2 separate regions of the Homo sapiens genome follow, and region 1 is linked to region 2. The links are chromatin loops, found by intact Hi-C in ENCODE. Cell type or tissue: PC-9. All regions are shown on one strand.

Region 1 (2,500 bases), 920 kb before region 2:
CTTTTTTAAAGCTTGATTTAATGTAGTGTTGAATTTTTTACAATTGCTAATAAACCCTAATCATACTGACATTTATGTGAAAACATTGTGCATTCTGAGGCAGAAATACATTCTTAGGAAGACCTAAACAAGATCTTAGTTTGGAAATACTTACAAATTGTGGTTAGATTAAAACATTTAGACTAATATAAGAAATTTTTAAGATACCTCTGGTTGGGCCGTCTTGCATGCTACATTCGTTTTTTTTCTATTAATTACACCAAATTAATGTTTTTTAAAGAAAAAATTCCAATTTTAAAGTTTCTTAGGCATGAGAGATGAAGACTAGCAAGAAAGGATGATATGGCCAAAGAAATGAAGGTGTGAAAAACTCTCACAGCTCTGTTGATTTTTTGCTTTTCTTACTTTCTTATATTCAAACACATCATTGATAATAAATTTACTTCAACGCCTTCTAATTCCTCCCAAAAAAGGAAATTTAATTAATTTCTTTCAGAAAGAGGAATAAAGAGGCCAGGTGAGGTGGCTCACACCTGTAATCCCAGCACTTTGCGGGGCCGAGGCAGGCAGATCACTTGAGGCCAGGAGTTCCAGACCAGCCTGGCCAGCATGGTGAATCTCCATCTCTACTAAAAATACAAAAATTAGCCAGGCATGGTGGCGTATGCCTGTAATCCCAGCTACTTGGGATGCTGAGACAGGAGAATAGCTTGAACCTAAGGGGCAGAGGTTGCAGTGAGCTGAGATCACTGCACTGGGCAACAGAATGAGACTCTGTCTCAAACAAAGAGGCCTAAACAAGTATTTGAGAAGGCAGATAATGTTGAATTTGGTGCATTATTTTGTTACTTTGTAGAAGAGATAATTATTCTTACTGTAAAATTGCATGACATAATGTTGGTCACTTACTGCAGTGATAATCTGAGAGAAAAGGCCGAACCAGAAACGTATTTTTCTTCCTTTGCTTATTTGGAGTTAAGACCATACCCTTCAGTCCACAAGGTGGCAGCATTTGTTTACTTTGACAGTATCTCGACTATTAAACAATAGACAAGGTACGGAATTGGTGACATACAGTGAAGTTCACTCTCATAAGTAGAAGATGGTCCTAGGTTAGCAATGGCAAGGAACAGGAAAGAAGACAGTTAATTGCATTCTTTTTACACACAGCAATAATAGCATATTTTGCATTTTTTATTCTATTAGGTGTTCAGTGTCCACCAGAGAGAAATAGTTTGAAACTGTATAGTTTAAACTTAATATACTTAGTAGTGATGGTTGTCTTTTGAATTCCGAGTTTGAATTTTGTACAACTAGATTGTTATGGTAAAAATTGTTAAACATTCTACCTCTAGAGAGTTTTTCAATATTTTTACTTATGTTTGTTCAAACTGTTGGAATGGAGTTGTATCAAGCATTAGTAAATTCCTAAGAAGAAAATAGTTATCTATGGTGGCATTCATTGATGCTAGAATAGTCTCTGTACTGGTAATGTGGAGTGTGTTACCTACTCATTTTTAGACAACATCATAAATATTTTACATCAATTCCCTAATTCATTTAATCCTTGTATCAACCCTGGGTAGCAAGATATTGCTATTAACCTCATTTTACAGATGAAAAAAACTGAGATAGAAATTTTGTAACTTGTCCAAGATAAACCTAATGCCAATAATAGACAGAACTGAGATTTGGATACAGGCGTACCTGAATTCTAGTGCTCTTCTATTCACTTAAGGATTTATTGAAACTTTGTAAAGTTTCAGAAAACACTTTTCCTTTGAGACACCCAGAAGAAAAAGAGGAATTAATTCTTTTGAGGTTCTGACACTGTGTATCCCTATTCCTATAAGGAGGTCAAAATAATGAATATTTTTTATACTAATTTTTGACGTATAATTCTGCACCTTAGATGTCACTTTACCATAGTTTGAAACTATTCAAATTAAACTTTATGTTTCTATGATAGTTACAAGGATCATTTTTGCTAAGTTTCAATTTATAATTGCAGCAAATGTGGATCCAGATTGAGGGTAACTTTTAATATGTTCCTTATTGTAGAGTGCTTGTGAGCTTTAAATTTATACTTAAAAAGACATCTCTAGATAATTATTGACTTGTTTTCTAAGGAATGGATATGATTTTTAAGACTGCCAATGTACTTTCCCTTTTTGTCAGAAGGTATTTCCATTATTGTCTTAAGCGTTATTGACCATCTGGGGTTGGTTGAGAAATGAGATGAATGGGAGTGCAGAGGGAGGGATTTCCTTCCCAAATTTTGCCTGGGATCAGTCTTTTAAAGCAGTTATTTTTAAAGCTGTGTTTTAGGCTGAGAGATTCATCTAGGCAGGGGCCTTACCTGTCTTATTTCTTGCATATTCCTATGTCTGTAAATATTTGTTAAATGAATGCATGAATGAATGAAAATTTGTTTTACCTGCTGGGAGAGGATCCAGAGTAAGTAGGACTCTAGCATTTGTCCATATATGTCCACATATTT
Region 2 (2,500 bases):
TGTTTCTGCAGTGTATACAGATTCTCACTAACCTTTATGAACCTTTCTCTTTTACTCTTCCCTTTCTCTTTTACTCTTCCCTTTCTCTTTCTTCCATTTGCAACCCATAATAATCCTGTTGGTGGCTATTCATAGCAAATATGTTTTAGAGCTGCTAAAGAGACATCTCTATCAAAAGAAAAAAAAGAAAAAAAGAAAAAGTTTTAAATGAAAATATGAAGACTGAAGATCCAAGCCCACTATTTTACCATTCCAGAGTGCCTTCGTACATAAAAACCACTTTCATTATTTCACTTGATTCTCACTTTATAAATGAAGAAAATGAGGCCCAGAGAAGGTAAGCCAGTTTACCCAAAACTGGAATAGAAACCCAAGTCTTCAGACTCCTACCCCAGTGTTCCTTCTGCACACCAGGCATCGAGATCCAGGCCAATCTGATCTTGGCTCCTCAAAGACTGTTGAACTTGTAGACGCCCCTCCCTTGAGTTGGAAACTTACAGAACACAATCAAGGGTCTTCCCATAAGCCTTTAAAGTGCCCAAATGCCTCCTTTATATGTCCCACAGCAAGCCTCATCTGCCTCCTTCTCCTTCTCTAATTCAACCTAATTTTCTTCACTTACCAAAATAAAGAACTGTTTCCATTCCATTTTGTTTCTTTCTTTTATTTAAATTACAGTACCGCAATACTGTTGTTTCCTATTTTTCATTATACATACACTGCAACTCATCTATATTGTAGAGTAAACAGAGTTTTATGGGCTAACCTGAGAACCTACCTTCTTTATATAACATTATAATTGGAACTCAAATAATTTCACCCACAGAAACAGCCAACTGACAGAAGGAATTGGAGAAGTGAATTCATTTGCAAATTAGGAGCTGCCTGAAATCTCTCCCAGGGGTGCCCCCCTTCACCTTTCATCAGGCTGACAACCTCTATCCGCCTTTCCTCCCCAGCAGCCCAGTGCGCCGGGTCTGGGGATAGAGTCCAATCTCACCAAGCAATCTCCTCAAGGTTGTTCCCAGTTATTTTTTGCGCATTTGTCCAGCAAGAACGCTGCCTAAGAAACCACCAAGTGCAGGCCCAATGTTAAGCTGGGCCTCACCGACTGACTCTCCAGATAGCATCACCCAGGAAAAGAGAAAAGTGGGGACCTAGCCCCCAGAACTCCCCTTTATAGAAGAGAGAAGTGGCGCTGAAATGAGAGGCTCCCGACAGGACAACACTGCCATCTCCTGGCCAGGCTGAATATAGCAAACCTCTTGCACTAAGCTGCGGTCCCAACCGTATTGATCAGCTCCGTATTGACATGAACTCCCTCCTGATCCCCTCCACCACCCTAGCGAAGCGCTTGAGGTAATGACTTGGAATTTCTTTTTTTTTTTTTTTTTTTTTGAGACGGAGCTTCGCTCTTGTTGCCCAGGCTGGAGTGCAATGGCTCAATCTCGGCTCACTGCAACCTCTGCCTCCTGGGTTCAAGCATTCTCCTGCCTCAGCCTCCGGCGTAGCTGGGATTAGTGGAGGGCCTTTTCCATCAACTGGCTAAATTTCACCAAGAGTTTCTCGCTGTTATACTTGTTTTTCCTTCTGCCATGCCATCCCTTCATCTGCATGTCCCCTGTCCACATCTCCTCACACACCACACCTGGCCTTTTTCCTTCCTCAATCACAATTTCTGGAGGCATTTTCTATCTTTCTCCTCAGCTCCTTCAGCATTTCCTGGCTTTAATCATCTTTAAATCCCTGAGAATTCAAATTTTAAACGCAGAGCTTTTGATCTCATTTGACAAACATAAACTCTGGGACCCTATTCCCAGAGGAAGCCACTGTCAGGAACAACCAGCTCTAAGCTCTGACATGAAACGACCCATCTCTTGCCTGTACCACCCATCCTCCTCAAAGCCCACCATTCCTTCTTCCTGGATATCTCACTAATCTAGACCCTCCTCCCCTTCTCCACCATTTCTGCCACAGGCCAAGGAAGTTATGACCGCTTGCCTGAACTATCACAATAGCACTCAACTTGCCTGTGAGTCCCTATCCTTCCTCCAAAACTTCCCTCAACACCCCCAGCCCTGTTGTCTATCCTATCACCAGACTGATATTTCCGAAATATACATCTGACCTTGTCACTCTCAGGTTTAAAAACCTGTGTGTTCCCCACTTTCCACATGCTTTCATCTGAGCAGTGGCTCTCAAGCGTGGTCTATGTTGGAATCCTTGGGGGCACTTTAGGAAGCTCAGGTGCACAGAACTCACCTGATACCCACTGGAGCAGAGCCCGTTGAGGGGAGTGGAGCTTCTGTACCCATGGAGGCCCCCTGCCGCCGCCGACAGGTAGTGAGCGCTGAGAACCTCAGTACTGGCCTGGCAAAGGAAGAATCCCCACTCATCTCACCAGCCTGGCTCCCCACCAAGCTCTCCTCACCCCAGTAAGAAACCACTTTGCCCCCCTCAGACATGCCACACTCCACACTTTCTCTTCCTTGCTGCCAAG

What was found. Peaks named below come from ENCODE experiments on the same cell type or tissue, not always from the same donor. Only the 100,000 strongest peaks of a DNase experiment are listed, where the experiment ranks them.
Region 1: it touches region 2 in a loop (13-fold over the local background); 50 of 110 quality-filtered maps call a loop at or near these places.

Annotation. Positions count from the first base shown.
Region 1 is chr1:176,072,238-176,074,737 of GRCh38, reverse strand. The region is part of intron 11 of COP1 (COP1 E3 ubiquitin ligase); the gene reads left to right. Among named protein-coding and RNA genes, the nearest start is that of MIR1843, 110 kb to the right of the region's middle. In PC-9, CTCF peaks have their summits at 809 and 1,008 (motif pointing right); a DNase peak (open chromatin) is centred at 1,037.
Region 2 is chr1:175,150,946-175,153,445 of GRCh38, reverse strand. No RefSeq gene overlaps it. Among named protein-coding and RNA genes, the nearest start is that of KIAA0040, 41 kb to the left of the region's middle. RefSeq lists a silencer at 1,099-1,393. In PC-9, CTCF peaks have their summits at 1,029 and 1,228 (motif pointing left); no DNase peak of the experiment used is centred here; H3K27me3 peaks cover 169 bases.